Linked DNA regions of Homo sapiens: region 1 is linked to region 2. A link is a contact called in ENCODE Hi-C or POLR2A ChIA-PET data. All regions are on one chromosome and are shown on one strand. Each heading gives the region's core, a stretch centred on a gene start or an enhancer-like site at or near the end of the contact. The rest is flanking DNA. Distances are from core to core; before and after follow the strand shown.

What was found. Hi-C counts contacts between places; a loop is a spot of excess contacts on that map. ChIA-PET counts read pairs that join two places held with the same protein, here RNA polymerase II (POLR2A). Pooled maps may share reads with other maps.
Region 1: a pooled map shows a loop between it and region 2 (3-fold over the local background). The contact joins the promoter of TRAF1 here to the promoter of STOM in region 2. A Hi-C loop is called at or near these places in 1 of 37 single-sample maps with no recorded cell type and 9 of 50 pooled maps. POLR2A ChIA-PET finds 5 or more read pairs at or near these places in 2 of 52 experiments (GM12878 and activated T-cell).

Annotation. Positions count from the first base shown.
Region 1 is chr9:120,921,469-120,928,572 of GRCh38, reverse strand. TRAF1 (TNF receptor associated factor 1) reads left to right here and starts at 1,777. Exons shown (of 8, transcript NM_005658.5): 1 at 1,777-2,023; 2 at 2,272-2,637; 3 at 4,781-4,868. The coding sequence starts at 2,498. RefSeq lists enhancers at 1,499-1,818, 2,159-2,498, 2,959-3,028, 2,625-3,148.
Region 2 is chr9:121,367,781-121,374,092 of GRCh38, reverse strand. It overlaps STOM (stomatin), which reads left to right and starts at 3,843. Exons shown (of 7, transcript NM_004099.6): 1 at 3,843-3,966. The coding sequence starts at 3,906. LOC102723324 (a long non-coding RNA gene) reads right to left here and starts at 4,200. Exons shown (of 7, transcript NR_187160.1): 1 at 4,127-4,200. RefSeq lists enhancers at 3,329-3,418, 2,878-3,838.

The DNA.
Region 1 (7,104 bases), core at 528-3,027, 440 kb after region 2:
AAGAGAAAGGGGTCAAGGAGACGGATAAGGAGCCACCAGAGACGCGGGGGGAATTCCCCGCAGAGGATGCGGGAAGCCGGGGAAAGGAAGGGATTCCGGAAGGAAGGGCTGAGAGCCGGGTCAGGTGCTGGCAGGAGGGCTGGTTGGATAGAAACTGGGGCGGGCCCAGGGCATTTGGCGTCCCCGACATGCGTATACACTTGGAGAGATGATTCCCTGGAGATCCAAGTGCCTGTATAGACAATCTTTTCTAGAAGTTCTACCGTTAGGTGAGGCGAGAGTAGATGTAGAAATTGGAGACGAGAATAAAGAGTGTTTTAAAAGCGTGCGTGGTTACAGGACTGGCTCTGGGTTCAGGGGTCCCCACTCACTAGCTGTGAGACCTTGAACAAGTCGCTTAGCCTCTCTGTGCCTCAGTTTTCTCATCTGTAAGGTGGGGATGATGATGGCAATACCTGCTTCACAGAGTGAAAATTAGATGAGATGATGTCTGTAAAATTACGTAAGACGGTACCCAAAAGTAGTACTATTTTTCCCTTTTCTTATTAGAGCAGGTTGCGCACGTTTTGATGTCCGTGGGAATGAGCAGGTAGAGAGGGTGGTATTGAGGCCGGAGGGGAGAGAAGGGACCCACAGATGGGGAGAGAAGTCTTGGGTGCCTGTTTTATCCCAAACCAGGGGAAGGAGGGAACAGGTAGGGCTGGCTGCAGGAAAGCTTGCAGGTATGGGGTACACAGTTAAAAGGGAGTGTCTTCTGATAGTCTTGATGCAGGCCTGGAGGTCGTTTGTTATGGGGGTGGAGGTCCTGATGTACATTGTGGCGGTAAGATGCCGTGCTGTCTTTGCCACCAGCCTGTGGCAGCCCTGGTGTTACACCAGGGCAGGTGGGCAGTTTAATGTATCTCAGGCCAGATGACCTGCCCTGCCCACCTGTTGAGGCTCCAGTAGATAGACGTGAAAGCACAGTATAAGCATAATGCACCACTTTAATCCTTTTCTCTGAGGAGCTGGAAGGCCTGTAGTCACCATCTGAGCCAAATGTCATTCAAGTACTTCACTTGGGTTACACACCACACTTTGACCCACTATCTCATTTAGTCATCACAACAAATGGGTGAAATAGGTATTATTGTCCCATTTTACAGATGCAGAATCTGAGTTTCAGGGAAGTTAAGGACTTTGTCCCAGGGCCCACAGTTAGTAAGCAGTGGACCCAGGATTTCAACTCAGCTCTGTCTGACCTCAAAACCCATGATCTGAAACCACTGTGAAAGTTTGCAAAACCTCTGTAGCAGCCAAGCAGGATGGAAAGATGTGTAGGGATTGTCTTCTCCATTTGATAGATGAGACAAGAGCTGGGTACTCTGATCTCCATCCCAAGCACACAGAGCTTGGGGCCCCACAGCCCTGGTGTGAATCCCACTCCACTACCAGAGGCTGTGTGCCTTTGGACCAGGCATCTTGCTTCTCTGACCCTATATACAGCTGCAGAAGAATTCCTTGCAGGTTGCTGTAAGGATTTGGAGGGAAACTGTTGCCCAGCACACAGTACACATTCTGGGAGCCATCGTTTCCCCAGTGCACTTTTCCTGCAAATGTGGATCTACATCCCACTTGGATGCTGAGACCAGCTGCTGTGATCTTGCATTTGTTTAGCGCTTTGTTCTCCTTGAGGCAGTAAAGTGGTGGCACCTGACCGGAGCATGTAGCCACCTATGACTTCCTGAGTGGGGTGGTGTGGGGAGGGCCCTGAGGAGTCTGTGGTCCTAGGCCTTGGATTTCATCAGGGCTTTCCTGCTCCTTCTGGTTGCCTCAGTCCCAGGCAAGATAGGGTCCCAGAATCTTACAGCCCAGAGGCCACCTGTTGCAACTTCTTTTTTACAGATGGAGTCATCAGAACCCACTGTGAGGAAGTGACTTCTCCTTGAGGTCACCCAGACACTCCAAACAGAGCAGAGCAAAAGCGCCTAGAACTTGAAATTTTGGACCTGTCTCCAACACCCTGGGGATTTCCACCAGGAAGGTGAGCACCCCCACTGAGAATTCCAGGCTGCTCAGAGGTGCCAGGGAACACAGACCAGGGACCAGCTGTGGCCCCCTCCTCCGATGTGCCCAGGGAAGTGGGGGAAGCCAGCGGCAGCCTGCGATTCTCAACCAGGGGAACTCTCACTGTGCTTTCTGAGAGTCTGTGACACGGGTCATTTTCTCTGACTTGCTCTCTTGCTTTTTCTCACTCTAAAAAAAAAAAAAAATGACTGGACACTCCTAAAGCCTTCAGTCACCATCCAGGGGATTTTTATCGCCACAAAGGGTAATTCCTGCTCCATCCCTGCTGTGACTCAGCTGTGACGTTGAACCACACAAGCCAGAGAGAAGAAGATAAAGTCATCAGAGCTCCTACTCACCAGAGAGTGAGGCCCAGGCCAGGACTCCACAAGGCTGGTCCCCTGCCCTGGAGCAACTTAAACAGGCCCTCTGGCCAGCCTGGAACCCTGAGATGGCCTCCAGCTCAGGCAGCAGTCCTCGCCCGGCCCCTGATGAGAATGAGTTTCCCTTTGGGTGCCCTCCCACCGTCTGCCAGGACCCAAAGGAGCCCAGGGCTCTCTGCTGTGCAGGCTGTCTCTCTGAGAACCCGAGGTGAGGTGATGGAGGAGCGGAGGGTGGGCAGAAAGTGGGTGCCAGGGAGGGACCCCTGATGGGAGGTGAGGGGCAGAGGAGCCTGTGACTTCAGGCGGTGACTTTTCTTCTCTGGGCCTCAGTTTCCACACCCTTTTCTCACACTCCCTGACACTGCCCCTCTGGCTGTGGTGGAAGGAGAGGAAGCCACAGAAAGGCATCAGCTCCCACAGGGGAAAGCCATCCACACCGAGGAGAGCCTCGAGGCTGTGAGGCCACTGTCTCACTGTGTGGTCTGGTGCTCTGCTAATGTCCCTAAGCCGCAGCTCGCTTGTCTGTAAAGCTGTTTTCTGTGTCATAGAATTGTTAATGAAGCCCAATGAATAATAATCACAAAAGTCCTTATAATAACAAATATAAACCTCTTGGTGAATGACAAACTGTTAGACGAATATCTCTCCTTCCACAGCATTGCTCATCACCTCAGACCGTTTGCTGGGAACCCTTTTGGAGGGGACAAAGAGATCGATATATATTTGTGTATTTAATGATACTTAAAATATTAACAACCCAGAAAGGCATGATATCAGTACTATTGTGGACATCCCTCTTTAAGCAATTATGCACCTACTGTGTGCCAAATGCTCTGCCCTTGGGTCCTCAGCACAACTTAGAGGGGTGGATACTATTATGATCCTATTTTACAAATGAGAACACTGAGGCCTAACAGATTAGGTCAGCTTTGGTCAGTTTCCTGGCAAATATGCCCTTAAACTATCTCATGTGATGACCTTTTGTTTGCGGTTTTACAGCTTAAGAAGGTGGCAAAGCTGAATCAGGCAAGTGAGAAGTTCAAACATGACGACAAAGGAGGAGGCTGTGAGAATAGCGAGGAGAGGCTGTGGCCGTGGAAAGGCCAGCCAGGAGGTGGAGGAGCAGAGGTTCACTGGTTTTACCATCAAGCGGATTGTCAGGGTTCAGCTCAGGCTCTGGTAGTGGGTCTCCTGGTTTCCCCTCTCCCTCCTTCCAAAACCTGGCAGAGGAGGGAGCTGATTGGAAGTTGGAGGGCTGAGGCCTGAGGCCTAAGTCCTGAAGAGCTTCTACTCAGCTCTGCTCCTGACTCACTCTACCTTGACCAATCCACATGCCCTCTGGGGCCTCATTCCCTCACTTGTAAAATAGACTATCTCGGTAGCGGTAGCAGGTCAGAGACACCAGGAGCTTTGTAAAAACACAGTTGCTGGCCAGGCGCAGTGGCTCATGCCTGTAATCCCAGCACTTTGGCAGGCCGAGGCAGGAGGATCACTTGAGGTCAGGAGTTTGAGACCAGCCTGGCCAACAAGGTGAAACCTCATCTCTACTAAAAATACAAGAATTAGCTGGGTGTGGTGGTGTGCACCTGTAATCCCAGCTACTTGGGAGGCTAAGGCATGAGAATCACTTGAACCTGGGAGGCAGAGGTTGCAGTGAGCTGAGATCGCACCACTGCACTCCAGCCTGGGCTACAGAGTAAGACCCTGTCTCAAAAAAAGAAAAACCCCCAAAAAACAGACAAAAAACCCACGGGTACCCAGGTGTTACCCATTAGAATCTGACACCCATTCCTGATTAAGAACCTCTAGGACAGATGTTCTCTGAGGCCCTTTCTTGTTCTAATAGGCCATGATCCTCTGTAATTACTAAACATATAAGACCAAAACCAAATGGAGGACCAAATGAGAAGAGCAAATATAGTCACATGTCAGCAATCTTTTGCCTAAACCCCTGAGATCAGATGTGTTTTGTAATTCAGAATTTTTTTTAGAAAAGCAAATCAGGGCATCATGTAATTGTGGCAGGGAATGCGGCAGTGCCCTGTAATCAAGCACATTAATGTTTCTGCAATGAAACATGTATATATTCACACTAAGTGGGGCAAGTAAGGGCTATAATAGCTTCCGGTCAGTGCAGTCACGGCAGGTTTGGCAGCCCAGGAAGCTCACTGCAAACTACCAAAAAATGTGGGATACTCGGCAGTTTTGCGATTTAGGAACTGTGGCTCTGGGATTGTGGACGTACATGATCACCACCCTGCTGATAGTTGAGGCTTCTGGAGCTGTCAGGAGAGTGGATGGTGCAGGGAGCTGTAGTGCCTCTCTCCAAGGCTTTGTCCATGTTTCCCCAGGAATGGCGAGGATCAGATCTGCCCCAAATGCAGAGGGGAAGACCTCCAGTCTATAAGCCCAGGAAGCCGTCTTCGAACTCAGGAGAAGGTACGTTGGCACATCACAGAAAGGCATTTGTCCGTTGTCTTGATTTTTCCAGGTTGAAGCCAAGTAGACAGCTGCCCACTCCACCCCTGGCAGGCACCTCCCAACTAGTCCTGAGTCCAGACTGAATTTGCTTTATAAGGAATAAGGAGACTGATGTTCACAGTGGTGAAGTGTCTTGCCTAAAGCTACCTGGCAATAGACTTAGAGTGAGAACAGTCCAGACCAGGGGTCCACAAACTACGGTTCATGGGCCACATTCTGGCCCACCACCTAAGCAACGAGCTAAGAGTGGTTTTTATATTTTCAAATGGTTGAAAAAATCAGAAGAATGATAGGCCATGCATAATGACCTGTAATTCTCGAGGCTGTGAGGCCACTCTCTCACTGTGTGGCCTGCTGCACTGCTAATGTTCTCAAGCCACAGCTTGCTTGTCTGTAAAACTGTTTTCTGCATCACAGAATTGTTATGAGCCCCAATCAATAATAATCAAAAAAGTTCTTATAATAACAAATATAAACCCCTTGGTAAATGACAAACATGCCTGTAATTCTGAAGTGTTAGAATTCAAATTACATAGAATTACATGCCTGTAATTCTAACACTTTGGGAGGCCGAGGTGGGCGGAGAGCTTGAGCCCAGGAGTTTGATACTAGCCTGGGCAACATGATGAAACCACATGTTTACAAAAAATATAAAAACTAACCTGGCATGGTGGCACATGCCTGTAGTCCCAGTTAGTCTGGAGGCTGAGGTAGGAGAGTCGCCTGAGCCTGGGGAGGTCGAGGCTGCAGTGAACCATGATCGTGCCACTACACTCCAGCCTGGGTAGCAGAATGAGACCCTGTCTCAAAAAAACAAAAAAAGATATTTTGGGACACATGAAAATTATATAAAATTGAGTACTTGCAACAAAGACTTCATAGCCCAAAATATTTACTATCCACCCCTTTACATAAAAAAGGTTAGCAAACTCCTCATCTAGATGGTTCTGTCTGCCTCTGTTTGCCTTTAGGTGGGGAGAGACCATTATCAGCTCACGTCCTGAGCTCTGTCAAACGGTGCTTCTAGGAATAAGAGACACATTTGGAAGTGTGATAGGCCAGAGAGACATTTTCAGGAGCTACAATTTAGAACCCTGGCCCTCCCAAGCTGGAAGGACCCTCATAGGTTACATGTCCTGCTCAGAGGTTCCCACATGCTATCCAGAACTGATCCATTCCCACCAGCTCATGACAAAATGATAAAAATAAGGCAATTCTATAAATCAGTTTATGTAAACTAAATTCTTTCCATTTATAAAACCAAACTTTTACTCTGAGATTGCGTCTGTCCTATGCATGTCTTTATATAAATGAAAGGATGTAATCGTAGATGATAGTTTTTGGCAAAGCCTTTGCTAAGTAAAATTAAAAAGATGACAATCTCTTTGTTAATCTCTCAATTTAAAAAAAAACACACTCGTATTGGTCCACGAATCCAAACAGGCAGGAGTCACTGCTCAAAATCAAATCCTCTTGTTTACACACGGGGCCCTGAGACCTGCAGAGGAGTCTCGTTGCTCAGCCGCCCTCTCTACCTCCACTGGGAAGTGCCTGGCTCCTTTCAGCCAAAGCCCTCTTCTTGCAGCAAACTGTGGCCCAGGGATCAGGAGCCTGATGTCCAGGGGTGGTTCTGCATAATTCTCTGCTTGGCTAGCAGCAATTCCCAGGCCCTGTTTCTGTATCTGTAAAATGAGGATATTAAGTCAGCTCTGCAAGGCCTTTCCAGGATCTGTGATGTCCAGACCGTGATAGCAGTGCTGGCAGGGCAGCTATCCCCCTACCGCTGGACCAGAGGCAGGCGAGTGTCCACACCTCCTTCTCCTTTCTCTGAGCTGGTCCCTCTCATTCAGAGAGTTCAGGGGAATTTCCTGTCCCACCCAGAGCTGGTTTTGAGCACTCTCCCATCTGCTTCTCAGCAACCTCTCCATCGGCAGGCCCTCAGAGAGTAAGAGTAAGGACCAAATGCATGTTCTTGGAACTTTACACTCTGCAACGTGGTAAGAGTTAATATGATATGCTGCTCCGTGGAGTAACTCCCTGAGCCTCACTGTTTGGCTCTTGGTGGATCGGCTGTGAGACACAAGCAGACCCTCAACTCTGTGAGCCACTATGCCTCACTTGCAAAAGGCCCTTACCTGCTTGAATGCTCTAGGACTGTTGTTTTTAGCTTGTTTTATTCTTTCCTCTTAACAAA
Region 2 (6,312 bases), core at 2,594-5,093:
TTTACCATGTTGCCCAGGCTGGTCTCAAACTCCTGACCTCAAGTGATCTGCCTACCTCAGCCTCCCAAAGTTCTGGGATACAGGCATGAGCCACTGCGCCTGGCCATAAGGTTCTTTAAAAAAAATCATTCTAACTTCTAATCATTACTGGGAGAAAATTTAAGATTAAAAATCCTCCAAAAGGAGAAAGGGATGTACTAATATTTGTTTTTTTCTAATCTTAAGAGTGAGAAATTGATTTTTAAAGTACATTTAATCAATACATTTATAACAGAATATGCACGAGAAAGCCAGAATACACCAATTTCATGGGCAAGTGAGAGTAAGCATATTTAAATAAAAAATTGGAAACTCTATTCTAAAAGCAGTTTAAAAATCAAGTCAAAGCTTGTTCTTAGTTTAGGGCCAGGAATTAGTTTTAGAACTGATGCAATCTGAAACCAGAGCCAAGAAGTGTTTACCAAAGTCTTTACCCCAAAGGGAGACACTTCTAATTCTCCAGAAGGGACACTACACTGTTAAGATTGTCTTGAGACTTGGGCTTAGGTAACTGATAGGGGTACACATATTAAATTCATTTTGAAATACCATTTTCCTTTCCAACAAAAATGAAACCTAAATCCTTTTTCACAATATGCAATTTGTAATCAAGGCCTCCTCTACCGAAGGGTTTAATTAGTTTCTTGTGTATTTGCTCCTCTTTCCTGGGAATGACAGGATAAACGGGAAGTTTATGTCTCCAGGGCTTATTCGTTACAGAATGGAAAAATGAAGCTATGGACTTTCTCAAGGATGATTTAGAGAGAAGGGATCATTAAATTACTGTACTCCCCTCCTTATCTTCTCCAGAAGGCTAACAAAGTGACTGCACAAGCTGCACTCCATCCCAGGAATACAAACAGTTCTTGGCCAGTATTTGACTAAAAGTCAACTGCAAGCTCTGAGTCAGGTTTTGATCACACACTGGAGCCTGTTCCTGCAAGCAAAGATCATCTTAATGCCTCTCTTAACACCTGTTGTGTCTGCTCCCGTTTCCGTCCTGATAGTCACAAAGCTCCAGAGCTGTAAAATCAGAGAGAAAGTCTACCATTTCATATGACCTAAGCACCACAAGGTGTTGGGTAGTACACAGCCAAATATTGAGCACATTAAGAAAGAAGTGCTCCTCCTGAGGGAGATCTTTGTGGTAATGGAATAGTTCTGTATCAATTACTGTGGTTATATCAATCTACACATGTTAAAATGGCACAGAACTATAAATACATTTTGTGCCACTGTCAATTTCCTGGTTTTGATACTCTAGTTAAGTAAGACGTAACTATTGGGGGAAACTGGGTAAAGGGGACATGTGACCTCTCTGTACTGTTGTTGCAAATTCCTGTGAATCTGTACTTATTTCAAAATCGAATGTTTTTATAAGTGCACCTTGTGTACATTAACATACTTTGAACATTGTGCAATAGAACAAGTCTAATGCAAACACAGCCTACTTTCCAAATATGAGGTCTTCAGCCACACCCCAAGAGAAGGCCTGAGGTTGGGAATGCCCTTGCACATGCTTTTCCCTCTACCTGGGATACCCTTTCCCACCTCCTGCACCGCTTATTCCCCTTCCCCAGGCTGGCTCCTTCTCATTTCTCAGGCGACATCTCAAAGCCCCTTCCTTACAGAGGTGTTCCCCTGTCCTAACCTTTGCTGTTCTCCGAATATTCCACTCCTTTCACAGCTTCCTTCACCATGTGTAATGATTCAATTACTTGTTTGTGGCCCATCTCCCAACTAGAGTATAAGGTAAACTCCACGAGGCCCTTAGCACACTCCCTGCCACATGGAAGATGCTCCAAGAAGATTTTGTTTGAATAAATGACCCCACCGACTGAATGGACTCCCTTGTGGCCAAGGGGACTCCAGAAAACTTTAAAACTGAGTTCCCAGCCAATGACAGGACAGAAGGTCAGACTCGCCTCATTATAACTTCATCGTATTGGAGTTTAGACACAACAGCTGACCAGCATTAACGTTAAAACACAGATCATAAGACTGACAGAACAGACTGTTTGTGACAATAAGATACCAAATTATAAACAAATTATACCTAAGGTCATGCCAGGCAAAGGTTAAGGCACACATCCCTTCACTTAGAGAATAAACTGTGTTCTAACTGCCACAAGGTTGTTCTCTTTCTCTAGCAGCTTAACAAGCACTGGCCTCGAGATAAGCAATATTAAAACAATTTGCAGCTCCACCAGATGTGGCCTAATGGAACCCCTATTCCACCAGCCATCATTACAGCTTTAATTGGACAAGAGGCTGATTTCAGTAACTTTCTCCTCATAGGAAAACTACCGACCATGGACTGGCTCTGGCTAGTTTACACAGACTGCATACTTGCACACCTTCCTGTCCTGAAAAGACCTTTTGACGCATGGGGTCTAACTGTAATACATGTATTGTTATTATTTTTTAGAGTCCATCAGGCTGGAGTGCAGTGATCTGATCATACATCACTGCAGCCTCCAACTCTTGGGCTCAAGTGATCCTCCTGCCCCAGCCTCCTGACTAGTTGGGACCGCAAGCACACACCACCCCACCTGGCTATTTTTTTTTTACTTTTTGTAGAGATGGGGACGTCACCATGCAGGCCAGGCATTTAACATTTAATTGGTAACTCTTCACTCCAAAATGAACATGGGTTGTATGTTACATGCATGTTTGCTCAATGGGCATGCGTCAGGACCACCCTCATGAATATTCATAGCTCCTCCTGTCACCTGCTGAATATGCATGTCTACCCAAGCTGTTCAGCATAAAGCCGCTACTCCAACCCCTCCTCCAACGAAATGCCTGTCTCTGGTCCTGGCCATTCTCCAGCCTGCGGAATGGCCACCTTGCAGGCTGTAACCCCTTACAAGAAATAAAGTCTCCTCTCCTGTTTTTTTGTTTTTTGTTTTGTTTTTTTGAGACGGAGTCTCGCTCTGTCACCCAGGCCATCTCGGCTCACTGCAACCTCTGCCTCCCAAGTTCAAGCGATTCTCCTGCCTCAGCCTCCCAAGTAGCTGGGATTACAGGCGCGCGCCACACGCCCGGCTAATTTTTGTATTTTTAGCAGAGACGGGGTTTCACCATGTTGGCCAAGCTGGTCTCGAACTTCTAACCTCAGATGATCTACCCGCCTCGGCCTTCCAACGTGCTGGGATTACAGGCGTGAGCCACCGCGCCCGGCCTCCTCTCCTTTTCCAAATTTATACATTTTGATTTTCTTAACACACCTCACTCGAGTTCGTTCACTTCGGCTGCGGCGTGATCTGCCGGCCCTCTCAGCTCAGGCTGACCTCAGCGCCCTCACTTCGGCCACTTCTGTGTCCCTCAGTCTTCTCCCCTCAACTCGGACCTCGCGCCCTCATGACAGGGCGCCATTTTCTTCCCTCTAACTCCTCAGCCCAGAGGAGGCGCCTTGGTCCCGTACCTCTGCCCGGCAAGGCGACTTTTCTTCACTTGCACTTTTGCCTCGGGTCATCCTCTGCTGCTACCTCCCCACTATCCTCACCATCTGCTCCACGTCCCGTGGCTTCCGCCCTCCCTTCCGGTGCAGGGCCCCGGCCTCATACCCACAGCCTTGGGGGCTCTCGCCCCTCAGGCCACGCCCCTCAGGCCACGCCCCTCAGCCCACAGAACTAGCGGGAAGTGACTGCGAAGCAGTCGCGCCGTGGAGGGACAGGAGGGCGGGGATTGGGAGGTGGGTCCTCCTCGATCCTGGGCGTTGATTGGCCAACTCTCACGAGGGCGGGACCTCGATTGGGGGCGGGGCGGCAATCTGGGTCTTGTGCCTCTGGCTCCTCAGGGCATTCCCGGCGGCTCCGGGTTTGGCAACGAGGACGGGGGAGTGCGACTGCGTCTCGGGCAGCATGGCCGAGAAGCGGCACACACGGGACTCCGAAGCCCAGCGGCTCCCCGACTCCTTCAAGGGTGAGTCCCGCGTCCCCTGACCCTCCCCCGTGGACCGAGCCCCCGCCCGCAGCGTGCGCTCCGAGGTCTGACAGCCGGGCTCCTGGCCAGTCTCCGCTGCTTCGGGCTGGGCGAGATCTCAAAGCCGCGGCTCCTCCCTAGTAAACTGAGCATCACGAACCCTGTTTGGCAGACTGAGGTCACGATGGAGGGGTGGCGGGCTGCCAACGGCACGTTTCCCATCGCACGGGCCCTGGTTATCTCGCGGCCGCCAGATGCCAAGCCCCATGCCAGGGCTGCACTATCTCGTGTCACGCACGCGGACTAGGAAACGCAGAGGGAACTGGCAGCCAGCGAGGCGGGGACCGGGACCCCACATCTCACCCTTTGCCCACTCCCCTTCTTTCCCGACTCACTCTCTCGAAGGCCGCCTCCTCCACCCAGCCCTGGCCTGGCCCCAGGGTGAACCCCCTCCTCCCCCAATCCCACCTCCCGAAACTTAGACCGATTTGCAGAAGGAAGAAGTCTCTCTGGCTTTCTTCTTACCTCTCTTTCTAGCTCCACTTTCTGCCCCATTTTTCCCCCTCCGCTTTCCTCTGCGTTTTGGAGAACTCTCCTTCCCGGCTTTTGTTCCTCGCCAGGAACCCTGAGTTCTCCCACCCTCACCCCCACCCTCCCTTCCCAGTCTTCAAGGCAGGAGCTGTAAGTGGCTCAGTCTCGTTCCCCTGTGGAGGAACTGGTACTCTGGGGAGGGGGTTCCAATAAAGAGAGATGGTGGACCTCTCAGGAGTCCTGGTACCCACTCAGGAGCTCTTAGTGATCCAGAGGAATTACAGTGTTTCTAAAGATGGAATTTCAGGCAGGATGGCAGTGAAAGCAATTTAGAGGGCTGGGTGGTCCTTTCCAGGACCCCTCAAAGAACATGACATTGGAGTCATCTATTCTGATTATTTGTAAAGCCAGCTTTATCCACAGCATCTTAGCTATAAGTTCCATTTCCCTTGTCCAGGGATCCCTGTGTTCAGTTCCTTCCCAGGAGCATCAAAGGAATTACAGAAATCTTTATTCCTCACTTTTTGTCTACTAATAACGTTGCAGGTTATCTTCCCAAATGGAGAGTGTAACAGGGAGGAGTTGATGAGAATAATGGCAACCACAACAACAAAAATTGAAACTAAATAGGTCAGGCTCCGTATCACTTTTTTTTTTTTTTTTGAGACGGAGTTTCGCTTTTCTTGCCCAGGCTGGAGTGTGATCTCCGCTCACTGCAACCTCCGCCTCCCGAGTTCAAGTGATTCTCCTGCCTCATCCTCCCAAGTAGCTGGGATTACAGGCGTGCACCACCATGCCCAGCTGATTTTGTATTTTTTGTAGATACAGGGTTTCACCATGTTGGTCAGGCTGGTCTCAAACTCCTGACCTCAAGTGATCCACACGCCTCGGCCTCCCAAAGTGCTGGGATTACAGGCATGAGCCACCGCGACCCCCCCAGTGCCACGTATTTTATGTATATATTATTTTATTGAATCTTCACAACAGATGATGTGGTAGGTATTCTTATCCCCATATTATACTTGATGAAACTGATAGTCAAAGAAGTTAAATTACTTAAAGTCACTTAGTTTGTATTTAAATCTAGATTTGACTGATTCTAAAACTTGAATAGGGAAAAAATGGGTGGTAACTGCCTCTTCGATAGTTAGTTGTCTTTTCCTAGATAAAAAGGTGGGTATTAGCATGCATTCCTCAATACCCTGACCTCCTGGTGGGAAACTGCAGTGGCAAATCTGCTTGGAGTTCTTTGAGAATCAACATGATCTTTGTACTTAATGTTTATTTACAGACAAGTGGTCATAGATGAGTTTTTAACTTCCAGTTTTTTTCCTTGGTTCTACACTTAACTACTGTTTAGACAGAAATCTTTCAAGATCTAATGAAAACCACCACTTCCTCTCAAAAATTAGACATACAAATAAAATTTTGCATAGTCTGTGTTTTTTTAATGTAAACCTAACAAATTTGACGCTACTAGGAAAGGTATTGCTGGAATTTATTAAATAGAGGTTATTGAATGCTTTCCCTGTGCCAAAAGACAGTTTAAGTGCTTTACAAACATTATCTAATTGCATTCTGTAACAGCTCTACAAGGAAAAAGTCATTATTCACCATTTCACAATAAGGATACTGCGGCTCACATGGCAAAATCACAGTTTCTAAAATTTTCAGCCCTGTTTCAAACCCCGGCTATCTGATTTTCTGAATCATTTTCCCTATCCCAGAGATGGATACCAAAATGTAGAACCTTGTCTAACTTCAGTACTTTACTTAAGTTGAGAGACAATAAACAAAAAAAGCCTGGAGGAACAC